Regions from separate parts of the Mus musculus genome. Here region 1 is linked to region 2. Evidence: chromatin contacts called from ENCODE POLR2A ChIA-PET data. All regions are on one chromosome and are shown on one strand. The core of a region is the stretch at or near the end of the contact, and the rest is flanking DNA. Distances in the headings are between cores, read along the strand shown. Region 1 holds the start of Eif2b4 (eukaryotic translation initiation factor 2B, subunit 4 delta). Region 2 holds the start of Ucn (urocortin).

Region 1 (6,567 bases), core at 1,385-3,884, 54 kb before region 2:
CTCCTCTGTGGGCACCTGTTGGGTCTCCTGTGTGAATAAATGAGATGGGGGGCACTGCCTTGTTAATGCAGGTCTAGGGTCCAGCTTAGATGCATCCCATTTTCCAAACTCCCTCCGGTATCATCCTTAAATAAAGGCTGGCCTTTTCTTGACTTCAGCGGTACAGTAGAAGGTTTGTTCCATTAAAAAAAAAAAAAAAAAAAAAAAGGTGCCAGGAAATACCCGTGTAATTAAAATGACATGATCCCCCATCAGGTCCCTCTCTTAAATATGGGTTCTACCCAAAGCCTTACCTGTTGGGCCCGACGTAGAAAGCTATTAAAAGTCTCACTGCTCCCAAGCAATGGGTCTTGCCGAACTGTGGAGTCAAGAGAACAATATTCTAGTAACTTAAGACTCACTGTAGGCTTCCCCCGCCCAAGTCCTCTTAGTAGGTCCCCCAACCCCATTTCCTGGGCTGACGGTGGCCTGCCACACCCCCAGCTGGCCTCACCTCACACACTGTTTGCATAAATTCTTCACCTGCCCCACCCTTGGCTGCCATCTAGTTGAGTCCAGTCTACAGAACTAGGGAAATAACAATGATGTTAATCTGAAGCACATGAGATACAAAGTTCTCCCCACAAATTCCTCGTAATTCTACTATTGTACTAGTATTTCTCACAGAGATAAGTTTCCACATTTCTTTACTAATATGGAAAGTTTAAAGTCCGTGATGGCTATTCGCTTTGCTGGTTAAGTAACATCAGACCAGAGACTTCCTAAATCTAACCATTAAGATGGGGCGTTTGACAGAGCCACCTGACTTCAATCTCTCCCCGTGCGCTCACAGCAGCCTAGAGTTTACCCGTGCACTCACCAGCTTGCATGTACTTCTCCAACTGCTCTCTCCTCTGCTCCACCTCTGCAGGGGTCAAAGAGAACAGCTTCTTTGGGGGGAATGCAGGAACCACGTTGGCCCCATACTCCTTCCGAAGCTATGGCGAGAAAGAGATACAATTCTTCACATAACACAGGAACTGAGTGGTGACAACTAAGACTCACCCAAGTCCTCCTGGGTTCTTCTAACAACTCTTTAAAAGACGTGTGACAAAAGATGACTTTGGCAGAGTCAGGACCCCCAAAGATCTTAGGTATAAATTCTTGTATGTGTTCATGTGAAGACATTATAGGGTGATTTTTCATGGGGTCCTGGGTCCAGGAGCCCTTTGATTTACATAGCAAGACTGCTCAGTAGAGAACATTTATAGGGAACACTTATGTGCACAGATAATAAAGTCATAGCATACTCAAGTGTGTTGAAGGGACTTTGCTGATCCAAGAATCTACTTTTTATCTGGAGAAACTGAGGCGGGAAGAAATTAACTTGCTCAGGACTGACATCTAGTAGAAACAGGGCTCTCTAGAGATTCACTATCTATACAGAGCTCACTATCTGGTGAGGGGGGAAACATTTGGACATCTTATACACTGATGGGACCAAGAACACACAAGGAAAGCAGCGAATGGTTTGTATTAATCCGGGGAATGAATTCCCAAGTTATAGTTTAGGTGCCAGAAGGAATGTGCTTTGACTAACAGGGTTCAGTTTTTCCATGCAGGGGCAAAGGATGAAAAAGGAGACAGCTCAGAGAAGGAAGGATGTGTGAGTATAGGGAAGTACAGGAACTGTGAGAGACAAGCCGCTCAGAGAGTTTCCGGAAATGTCACGCTAACAAAGTCCACCTTCCACTGTAGCAGTGATTATAGGGTGATGTAATGAAAGGGGATTAATGTCCGTGGGTATGGAAGGGCTTGAAGCTGCATCTAGACAGGGTTGTTAGTCCCACCTGCTCGTGCAGCCCCAGAAGCTGGCTGTAGCGCACCCGACAGTGCAGGACTCCATTCACGTGAATGTTATAGGCCTGAGGACACAAAAGCAGGCAAACATCTCAGGATCGACGTGCAAACCACCTCTTGCCCCAGAAACCTGTCCGGAAGTTGCCTGACATATCCGTCTGCGCAACGCTCCGAGACTTCCCGGGATTTAGCCTGTTTTTCCCCCAGGGCCGGGTTTCAAGCAGAAGGCCCAGTCCCGAGGACACTCGGGCGCTTGTGCGGCAGTATCCCTCCCGGAGATGACAATAGTGCCCACCGCCAGAGCAGTCGCGGCCTGGCCGGGGAAAGAAGAACCTATTGGAGCTTGGGGTGGCTTAAGTACGAAACTGAGACATGAGATGGCTTCCAGTGAGGTTCGAAGGCTGGAGGCCGCTCCGAGAGCTCCGGCCCGTTATCCCCGCCCTGGCCCAGCTTCTAGCACCTCCTCACCACGTAGGCGGAGCCGCCGCTGTCCCCACTGCGGGACTCCGTTTCAGGAATGGAAAAGTGCATGTTCCCTAAGGCAGAGCTCCGTACTACCAGGTTCGCAGCGCCTCTGCTCGCTTGCCTCTGCCACTCAGCGCGTCTCCGCAGCCCAGCTCGCCATTTTGGTGGGCCTGAACTCCGAGGTGGGAAGGCTGTAGGATGACGGCTCTGCGAGCAGCAACCTCGGCATGCTGGGAGCTGTAGTCGAGCGCCGGAGACGCTCCTAATTGGGAACCCAACATCCTTTGGTCCTCACCGCGACCCGTAGTCCTGGGCGGGACCCAGTGCACGCCGGAAGTTGTAGTCCGCTGGGGACTGACTCCGCGGGAGGCATCAGGGGAGCCAGCAGCCCAGGTGGCGCTGTAGTGTGAGTGACCTCGGCGGGAGGAGCCTAGGACCCACAGTCATGGCTGCGGTGGCGGTGGCTGTTCGCGAAGGTGAGTGAAGGGCTAGATGCACCAAGTGGTAGAAGAGCAGATGAACACTGGATCGCTGATGCGGGGTCCGGAGCGCCTTTGGGCCTTGCCGCCGGGTTTCTGCACGTCGCGGGACTCTGGTTTACAAGATCTAGGGCGCAGCAGGGTGCTGCTTGCCGGCTGTTCCCAGAAGGGTGACTGACCCTTTTCCTCCCACGCCTGTCCTTTGATCCTGCCGCGCAGTGCGTCCCCACGCGGATCCCAGAGCGCCTCGCGCCCGGCAGCCGAGCTGTGGTCATGCCAACCCAGCAGCCAGCTGCGCCGACGAGTCTCCCCAAGTCCTCCCGGAGCCTGTCTGGCTCACTCTGTGCCCTGTTTTCTGATGCAGAATCGAGATCCGAGATGAAGACTGAACTTTCTCCTCGGCCCGGGGTAAGTGAGGGAGAGACCTCCTAAGTCGCCTGTCAAGAGCTACACAGAAAGCTGTGTCACCTTCATTTGGCCCCATCTCCCATCCTTTTCAGTTCATCTCTTAGTAGAACTGGGAGATTTTACAGAGCTTAACGGTGTGTGACTATGACTGAAGAAGTTTCTCTCCTTACTTACGTAGACTTGTAACAGAAGTCAGAGAGTGTTAGGAACTTAACCTTGGGGGAATCTAGTAAGCATCTTGATAAACCTTTGGAATGGCCTGGGGTAGAGCAGTTCCCGTGTCTGTGTCTCAGGCAGCAGGGCGGGAGTTGACCCAAGAAGAGAAGCTTCAGCTTCGAAAAGAAAAGAAACAGCAGAAGAAGAAACGGAAGGAGGAAAAGGGGGCAGACCAAGAAATTGGCTCTGCTGTGTCTGCAGCTCAACGGCAAGGTGCGGGGACGCTTTAAACGGCCGGGGGTAGGATGCTGGATGAGGGATTTGCAAAGGGAGATAGAACAAAGTTGGTTTGAGCAAGTACAAAAGCGGTTACTTGGAAGGCAGAGCCTGATGGTGCTGGCTGGTGGTGGCTTACAGCACACCTTTAACCCCAGCACTAAGGCCAAAGCAAAGGCAGGTGGATCTCTGATGAATTCCAGCCTCAGTCAAAAAAGGAAAAAAAAAAAAACTTAGATAAGGTAAAAGGGAAACTAAGGCCAAAGCAAAGACAGGTGGATCTCTGATGAATTCCAGCCTCAGTCAAGAAAGGGAAAAAAAATAGATAAAAGGGAAACTTTGGTTGGGGCAAAGAGATCACCGTCCTAGAGCCCAGGCACCTCTTCCCTCTGTATTTCATAGACCCAATCAGAGAACTCCCAGGACCTGGTAGTCAGCTGGGAGGTACTGCTGGGGAGAAACTTCCAGCTGGCCGGAGTAAGGCAGAACTTCGCGCCGAAAGGAGAGCCAAGCAGGAGGCAGAGCGGGCCCTGAAACAGGCAAGAAAAGGGGAACAAGGAGGCGTCCCTCCTCAGGCCTGCCCCAGCACTGCTGGAGAAACCACCTCAGGTATCTCTCTCCTCTTCATTCTCACACTCCACTTACCCAAACGCTCCCGTTTCGAGATGTATAGAGTCTTGAAAGCATCTCCCTAACTTTTAGGAGTGAAGCGTGTCCCCGAGCACACCCCAGCTGATGACCCCACACTTCTGAGGAGGCTCCTTAGAAAGCCAGATCGACAACAGGTAGGAAGTGGGTTTGGTACCTGGAGAATTGCCCTGGGCAAAGAAAAGATCTGGAAAAGCACGGAGTATTGGGATCAAATAGCCCACCCAGTCCCGTTTGATGATGTCTCTTTGTTTCATGGAGGTTCCTACACGAAAGGATTACGGATCCAAAGTCAGTCTCTTCTCCCACCTGCCTCAGTACAGCAGACAAAGCTCCTTGACCCAGTACATGAGGTAGGACCTTTAAGTCGGAGGAGATTGAGGAACTCAGTGTTAAAAGTGACTGGAACTGTGAGATGGGATGTGTGGGTGGGTGGGGTGCAAACTCAAGGCAAAACTACAGGAAATGGGGAAGCCCCTTCTCATGAGGGGCAGGGGCCAAGAGGTACTCAAGTTCCCTTAAAAAGTATGTGACACCGCCATCCCATCAGCATCCCATCCTCTGTGATCCACCCAGCCATGGTGAGACTCGGTCTGCAGTACTCCCAGGGCCTCATCAGTGGCTCCAATGCCCGGTGCATCGCACTGCTTCACGCCCTGCAGCAGGTACGTCCAGTTCTATTCTCCATGACCCTGCCCCATTCCCTAAGACTGCCCCAGCATGATGGTCCTCTCTGGGACAAAGAAGCAATGACTCTCACAATCTGAACACTTACTTCCCTAGTGAAGCTTACCCCTGTCCCATAGTAGAGATCTTCCTTAAGGGGTGTTTTGTATTCTCTAGGTGATTCAGGATTACACAACACCTCCCAGTGAGGAACTCTCCAGGGATCTTGTAAATAAACTAAAACCCTACATCAGGTGAGCACAGCCGTGCAGGTCCATTTGCACCTTACTGATGCCCCTCTCGACTTTGATCATGCTCTTCTCTCTCTTTAAGTCCTAACCAGTTGCACAAACCTGAGGTTATTGTTGTTGCAGCTTCCTGACGCAGTGCCGCCCCATGTCGGCAAGTATGTGCAACGCCATCAAGTTCCTAACCAAGGAAGTCACTGGCATGAGCAGCTCCAAGCGGGAAGAGGAGGTGATGGAGGATTCTGGGGGCGGGAGAGGCATGTACCTGTGGTTAGGATAAGCAGCATCTTCTGACCTCCCAGAAGATGTGTGTAGACATGCCACAGGGCCTAGTCAGGCTTAGGGGAGCACTTAGGCACTTGCACGCAGACCCATTGTTATGTATACTTATACAAGTAAATGGCACAAGACAGTCTATTTCATCCTGGCTGACCTAGAGCTCAGTAGATTGGCCAAGCTGGCCTCAGATCCAGAGATTCCACCTGCTTCCTAAGTGCTGGAAGGTGTGTGCCACCATGCTTGGCACGTACGGTATGCCAACCAGAGGGTGAACTGCATCCATGTTCTCTCAACATTTAGGCCAAGTCAGAACTTAGAGAAGCCCTCGACCGGTACGTGCAAGAGAAGATCGTGCTTGCAGCTCAGGCAATTTCACGATTTGCTTCTACAAAGATCAGTGATGGGGACGTGATCCTGGTATATGGATGGTATGGTCAGCACCTGAGTGAGAAAACTGGGGAGGGGACTGTCAGAAGAAAAGGCTGCCCTTGCCTTTGCAGACAGGCTGGCTACCAGCCAGTCACTTGAATAACATCTCTTCTCCTTCTCCATCCATATCTAGCTCATCTTTGGTGTCGAGAATTCTCCAGGAGGCCAGGGTCGAGGGCAGGCGGTTTCGGGTGGTGGTGGTGGACAGCCGGCCCCGGCTGGAAGGAAGGCACATGCTCCACTCTCTTGTCCGTGCTGGGGTCCCTACCTCCTATCTGCTGATTCCTGCAGCCTCCTATGTGCTTCCAGAGGTGAGGGTTCTCACAGCAAAGGAACTCCAGAGATAAAAGAGAAGGATAGAGTAACCCCAGCATAATAGTCTTACCTTGTGTTCTTTTCTTTTTTCTTTCACACTTATTTATTGTGACAGGAAATAAGGAATAGTGGGGTGGGGGTGGGGGGTGTTGAAGTCAGAAGACGATTCGGAAGAGTCAGTTTTTTCCTTTCTTTTTCTGTTTCTGTTTCTTTTTTTTTTCTCTCTTTTTTTCGTTTTTTTTTTTTTGTTTTTTGTTTTTTTTTAAAGATTTATTTATTATTGTATGTAAGTACACTGTAGCTGTCTTCAGACACATCAGAAGAGGGAGTCAGATCTTGTTACGGATGGTTGTGAGCCA
Region 2 (6,392 bases), core at 2,549-5,048:
GACTGTCTTTGGTGATCTAGTGACTATAAGTGTTCTCTCTCCCTCCAGATAGATAGATAGATAGATAGATAGATAGATAGATAGATAGATAGATAGATAGATAGATAGATAGATAGATAGATAGATAGATAGATGTGAATGGATGACAGCAGGCAGGGCATTATTTTTAGAAGTGAAATCTTGGGCTGGTGAGATGGCTCAGTGGGTAAGAGCACCCGACTGCTCTTCCAAAGGTCCGGAGTTCAAATCCCAGCAACCACATGGTGGCTCACAACCATCCATAACAAGATCTGATGCCCTCTTCTGGTGCGTCTGAAGACAGCTACAGTGTACTTACATATAATAAATAAATAAATAAATCTTTAAAAAAAAAATAAAATAAAAAGAAGTGAAATCTTGGCTGATATAAGGTATACAGATATATTTGGAAAGGTCTAGGTAGACGAGTCATTTATTGAAAGAGAGCTGCTGGATGGGTGATATGACTCAGTGGGTGAGAGCCCTTGCTGCCAGACCTGATGCCCTGAGCCCATGCCTTGGAACCCACATGGTAGAAGGAGAGATCCGGCTCCCCAGAGTCGTCCTCTGACTTTCATGTGCATACATACACACATAGACAAAATTAATAAGGAAAAGGAGTGAGCTGTGAGGCCTTCATCTGACAGGCGGAGCTCTGAGATAGAGCAGGACTGAACTGGTTGTCTCCTGGTCTGAAGCTGCAGTCCCTACTCATGGGGCTCAGAGGAACACAGCCCAAACCTGGAACTTCCTGCGTAAGTCCTTTCCATTGCTCTCCCTACCCTGCTCCTTCTCTTCTTCACAGTAGCATTCTTGTCCCTTAGGTTGGCTGTTGTCCAGTGTGTTGCTATTGTCTGGAACTCCTACCTATCCTGGAAGGCACATCAGTTCTAAGCGTGCCTTGTTCCATGGTTTGCACCTTGTACTGATGCACCGTGACCCTGGAATGCTTGGACAGCTTCTTCAAACTAACCACATCAGGACTGGAGCGGTGACTCAGCTGTTAGAAGCACGGATTATCTGCTCTACAGAGGACCTAAATTTGGTTCCAAGCACCCACATCGGGTGGCTCACAACTCCCTATGTCTCAAGCTCCAGGAGATCTGATGTTCTCTTCTGGCCTCTGAAGCACCTGCACAAACATGTATATACCCACGAATAGACACGCATTTGTAATTAAGCACACAATGAAATCTTTAAAAGGAAGGAGTGTGTCAGCTTCCATGCTATGGGGTTGCTGATCAGAATAGGGTGACCACTCTGAAGTGGCACATTTCACTTTAACCACTAAGACATTTATAATATTGCTGTCACTCTGGCCCTTAGCTGATGGGGACACACTATAAGAATTGTGTCCTGGGGGCTGGAGAGATGGCTCAGCCTGTAAGAGCACTGACTGCTCTTCAGAAGCTCCTGAGTTCAAATCCCAGCAACCACATGGTGGCTCACAACCATCTGTAAAGAGATCTGACGCCCTCTTCTGGAGTGTCTGAAGACAGCTACAGTGTACTCATATTTAATTAATTAATTAATAATTAATTAATTAATATAGAATTGTGTCCTGGAAGCCAGGCATGGTGGTACATGCCTTCAATCCCAGCACTTGGGAGGCAGAGGCAGGCAGATTTCTGAGTTCAAGGTCAGCCTAGTCTACAGAGTGAGTTCCAGGACAGCCAGGGCTATACAGAGAAACCCTGTGTCAGGAAAAAAAACAAAAAAACAAAACCAAAAAAAAAAAAATGAAAGTCTGTGTCAGTCTCAACCTAGTGACAATCCTGCCTCAGCTTCTCAGCTTCTCAAATGCTGGATTAGAGAATTGTGTCTTGGGCTACAGATATCGCTCAGTGATTAAGAGCACTGACTGCTCTTCCAGAGGTCCTGAGTTCAAGTCCCAGCAATCACATGGTGGCTCACAACCATCTGTAATGGGGTCTGATGCCCTCTTCTGGTGTGTCTGAAGACAGCTACAGTGTACTCATATACATTAAATAAATAAATCTTTTTTTAAAATCAAACAAGAATTGTGTCTTTAGCAGTTTTGTCACTGTGCACACATAAGGAGTATACTTATGCAGATGGTAACAATCAGTTGCTCAACATGGCCTCTTCGTGCACAAGCATGTGGTGTATTTTTCTGCTGCCAGTCTGACATGGTATACTGTTTTACAGAGAGCTTTTTCATATGTAGAACACTGTCATTAAGATGTATACGCTGTACATAATTGCACAAGATATACTTCCATATTACTGCCAGCTTGGTCTGTTTCCACCAGCATTATTGCAGATTCATGAATAATGCACCAAACTGAGACATAAGAACTAATGCTGCTATGTGGTAGGGATATTTCAGCTCCGCTATGATTATCTGAAGCCACCATTGTGTGTTGCCATCACTGACTAAAAGGTTGCTATGCAGCATGACTGTCTACATTCCCACCACATAGTATATTCCTCACAGATATTTGTAGAATAATATGACCTTGCCAACTTTACACCTATGTCCCAATAGCTAGCACACGTCCCCACTCTGTATAGATACAACTTCCTGTCTAGAGTTGAGACTTGAACTCAGCATTGTGGATGCTAGTCACGTGCTCTAACAACTAAGCAACATCCCTAGACTAGAGTGGCTATCACGCTTAACTTTTCTAGGTCCTAGTGCCTTTCGAGACCCTGTCAGGGACTTTATAGGCACAGAAATAGATACATTATTATCTGGGATCTGCAGTGGCTATGAATAAGACCCTTCAGAAGAGCACAGACCTGTCTGTAACTGGAAAGAAGCAGAGGCTGTTCATTTACAAAGACAGACGCCAATGGTTTCAGAAGTGAGGGACCTGACTACACAAGCTGGTGGCAGAGGAGGAACTTGGGCCAAAGTTTTCTCACTTCTACCTAGTGATTTCTTCGTTTTCGTGTGTGTGTTTGTGTGTGTGTGTGTGTGTGTGTGTGTGTGTGTGTGTGTGTGTGTGTGTGTTCAAAACTGGGTTTCTTTGTGTAGTCTTGGAACCAGCTCAGTAGACCAGTCTGGCCTCAAACTCAGAGATCTGCCTGCCTCTGTCTCCTGGGTGCTATGATTAAAGGAGTGCACCAGCACCACCCCAGCTCCTGACCTAGAAGGTAAAAAGGTATAATAGTACTGTTTCTGTGTTTCCTAGGAAAAAGCTGACTTTGCCAAACTCAGGAGGTACGTTAAGTTCTGAAAGCCAAACACCCTTTTATGCCATTCTGACACCTGTAGATTTTAGTTTGTACTGCTGTACAATGGTCAGTAGAATGGGTCAGACCCACTGTATTGGAGAGCCTTTGGGTGGGACTGTGTTGTCTGAGCCCCTGCCAGCAGAGCATTTCTGATCTCAATTTGAGGACCCAGTAGCCGGCCTAGGGACCGTGTCTAAGCAGCCCAGGCTTCTCCCCAGAACTTCTGTCCAGATTGTGGCTGTGAAGAAGTTCGGAACCACGGACAGCTCCACAGTCCTCCCTCTCTACTTGAGAAGAGAAACAACCCCTGACTATTCCTGCTCTGGAGACATTGGTGGTTCTGTGTCGGGGAAGGACTCTGCATCCGGAAGATCTATCTTTATGGCTCTGCCAGCTTCTCCCTCTACAGCCAGGGTGCTTCCAAAGATAGCTCCAGGGACACAAAGTCAGGATACGCACCCCTCTGGGGGCTCGAAGCTGCTGGACTCAAAGCTGCCGGTGTCATTGTTTCTACAATCAGTTCATGTTCTTCGCTGACGTCAGTCGGAGCTGTCCTGGTGCTATATAAGGCTGGCGGCGGTCCCGGGACAGACCCCGTGCTCCCCAAGGCGTCTTCAGCCCGTCCCCGGGGACAGAGTGGAGCTCCATCTTGCACTGGGCAGACACTCCGATAACCTGTGAGTGGCTTGAAGCAACGATCCAGACTCCCTTACCACCAAGACTCTGCACTCAGCCCACCCACTGTGACCTGCCGGGAGGGAAGGAGGGAGAGAGGGGTGGAACTGGACTGGCACAGCGCCTAGGGCTGGTGGGCAGGATGTGGACACCAGGCAACAGCTGGAGGGTCTCGGCAGGGGCACTGGGCGTGCGCGCCAAGGGGCTCGTGTTACCTGCGGCTGCTCCAAGTGCACCTCACCCTATGCTGCCCCTGTGTGTCCAGGGCAGGCGGCACCATGATACAGAGGGGACGCGCTACGCTCCTGGTGGCGTTGCTGCTCTTGGCACAGCTTCGCCCGGAGAGCAGCCAGTGGAGCCCAGCGGCTGCGGCGGCAACTGGGGTCCAGGATCCGAATCTGCGATGGAGCCCTGGAGTGCGGAATCAGGGCGGCGGCGTCCGCGCGCTCCTCTTGCTGTTAGCGGAGCGCTTCCCGCGCCGCGCAGGATCTGAGCCTGCGGGCGAGCGGCAGCGACGGGACGACCCTCCACTGTCCATCGACCTCACCTTCCACCTGCTGCGGACCCTGCTGGAGCTAGCTCGGACACAGAGCCAGCGCGAGCGCGCAGAGCAGAACCGCATCATATTCGATTCGGTGGGCAAGTGATCGGCCCCGTATGGGGTCACGAAAGCCTTGACCCTTTCCCTTACCTACCCCGGGGCTGGAACGCGCACAACCGGAGCTGTCTCAGTCCCGCGGTGCAGCGCCGCCCAGAGTCACCCTGAATACTCTGAGTGGTTATTTTTTAATAAAACTGCCCAAGAGCTTAGCCTCTATCTTCTGTCATAGTGGTGAGAGGGCACCGGCAACTACAGTTAGGGTAAGAACTTTTGGGAAAGTGGAGCTCTCCAGGCCGGTAGGAGAGACAAGCATGCTAAATGAGATGGGAGAGGAAGCCTATTAAATTCCTGGGAGCCCTTCCCCCAACCCGCCAGATCCCGGAACTCGGAGGTCTGATACCCTTTCAGGGTCTCCGGCTTAGGAGGCAACCTCTAGTGTAAAGGGAATGGCCACGAGGGACTATTTCGCCTCCGCCCCTTCAGATGGTCTGGGGTTGAGAAAGGGTAGAGCGATGGCGAGGTTGCTTCTATAGCTGAGCCTAGGAGTGGACAGCAAAAGGAGCCGAGGACGTGGGACACTTGAGTCCTTTATTGAGAACCTTCCCGGGGGCGGGAAGCCGAGCTTGGTGGCGCGGTGGTCTCTGCGCAGATCCTCAGCATCCCTTGGCTCCCGCTTCGGGTGTGCGCTCTGGATCAGAGTCGGGTCAGTGCAGGCCTGAGCCTGGGGGGGGGGGGGGAATTAACCGCCCGGTGAGCGGGTGCTCCAAACGAACAAGGCACTCCCGACAGCTCGCTCTCCCAGGCAGCGGGGGTTCTATTACACGGTACCTTGCAGGCTCCCCCAAAGCCGTGGGGAAACGTGCACTTTTCAGAGCGCTAGGCGGTGCGCTTTGAGGCTCCTGGTGTCTGCCTTGAAGGCAATCACCCAAGGGACCGTGAGTTTGGTAACTACTCCTCACCCCCAAACCTTCGTCCAACTCTCACCTTCTGGCACGTCCAGCCGCTCCTCCTCCAGCCCCGCATTGCCCTCCTCCCCATCCAAAGCCATGTCGTCATCCTCTTCATCCCCAGCGGCGCCTAGGTGGAAGGCAGGTCTAGTGAGGTGGAGCCCCTGCTCTTCTGGCCGTAGCACCCACCTCGTACCCCTTCAGCAGGTCTAAACAGTCCCTCTCCCGGCTCCCTCACCCGGCTGGAAGTCGATGGTTCGCAACATTTCGGCCACGTGCTCCACGCTCACAGAGAATTGCTCCATGCTCTCATAGCCTGGCTCCGGCCGTCCTGCCAGCTCCACCTTCGACATTGCCCCGACCCTGTGATGGCCACAAGGGCTCAGCAGAGGGACCCCGCTCCCTCAAGCCCCTCCCAGGTCAGAAGGAAAGAATCCACAGGGTCCCTTCCTTTCCCACCGCGCAGTCCACTCACTTGTTGATCAGCTCCTTTGCCTGCTGCAGGGGAGAAAAGGAGGGCCAAGGTGAGCACTGGGCCAGCCCTGGTAAAATCCCAATTCTGATTCTCGCCAATCTTGCGGGGTAGGAAGGGATTTATATCCCAATTCAAGGGGGTTGGGGGGGGGCGAGAGACAGAAACAGAGAGATAGAGACAGAGAGAGAGAGACCGAGAGACCGAGAGACAGAAACAGAGAAAGAGACAGAGACAGGAACACAGAGAGAGAGAAACATACAGAGAGATAGAGACAGAGACAGAATGACCGAGAGACAGAAACAGAGACAGAAACACACACAGAGAGAGAGAGAGAGAGAGAGAGAGAGAGAGAGAGAGAGAGAGAGAGAGAGAGAGCGCACAACATGATAGAGTGATTTTTCCTATGTGGTGACAAGAGGTAAAGCTTGATCCCCGCTCCCCAGGCCCTGAGTCCCCCCCAACCCACCCTGCAGGC

Evidence for each region. ChIA-PET counts read pairs that join two places held with the same protein, here RNA polymerase II (POLR2A).
Region 1: POLR2A ChIA-PET joins it to region 2 with 14 read pairs in embryonic stem cell. The contact joins the promoter of Eif2b4 here to the promoter of Ucn in region 2. POLR2A ChIA-PET finds 5 or more read pairs at or near these places in 2 of 5 experiments (Patski and embryonic stem cell).

Annotation. Positions count from the first base shown.
Region 1 is chr5:31,189,206-31,195,772 of GRCm38, reverse strand. It overlaps Eif2b4 (eukaryotic translation initiation factor 2B, subunit 4 delta), which reads left to right and starts at 2,634. Exons shown (of 13, transcript NM_010122.2): 1 at 2,634-2,780; 2 at 3,148-3,191; 3 at 3,485-3,620; 4 at 4,026-4,232; 5 at 4,326-4,408; 6 at 4,533-4,624; 7 at 4,822-4,936; 8 at 5,115-5,191; 9 at 5,312-5,414; 10 at 5,765-5,892; 11 at 6,027-6,204. The coding sequence starts at 2,750. It overlaps Snx17 (sorting nexin 17), which reads right to left and starts at 2,469. Exons shown (of 15, transcript NM_153680.2): 1 at 2,308-2,469; 2 at 1,830-1,904; 3 at 860-977; 4 at 294-358; 5 at 1-27. The coding sequence starts at 2,370.
Region 2 is chr5:31,136,301-31,142,692 of GRCm38, reverse strand. It overlaps Ucn (urocortin), which reads left to right and starts at 3,798. Exons shown (of 2, transcript NM_021290.2): 1 at 3,798-3,896; 2 at 4,160-4,704. The coding sequence starts at 4,173. The coding sequence ends at 4,541. It overlaps Trim54 (tripartite motif-containing 54), which reads right to left. Exons shown (of 9, transcript NM_021447.2): 6 at 5,918-5,940; 7 at 5,681-5,805; 8 at 5,480-5,572; 9 at 5,067-5,216. The coding sequence ends at 5,200. Mpv17 (MpV17 mitochondrial inner membrane protein) reads left to right here. Exons shown (of 8, transcript NM_008622.6): 8 at 843-2,030. The coding sequence ends at 912. It overlaps Gm15469 (a long non-coding RNA gene), which reads left to right and starts at 5,256. Exons shown (of 2, transcript XR_003955738.1): 1 at 5,256-5,966; 2 at 6,391-6,392.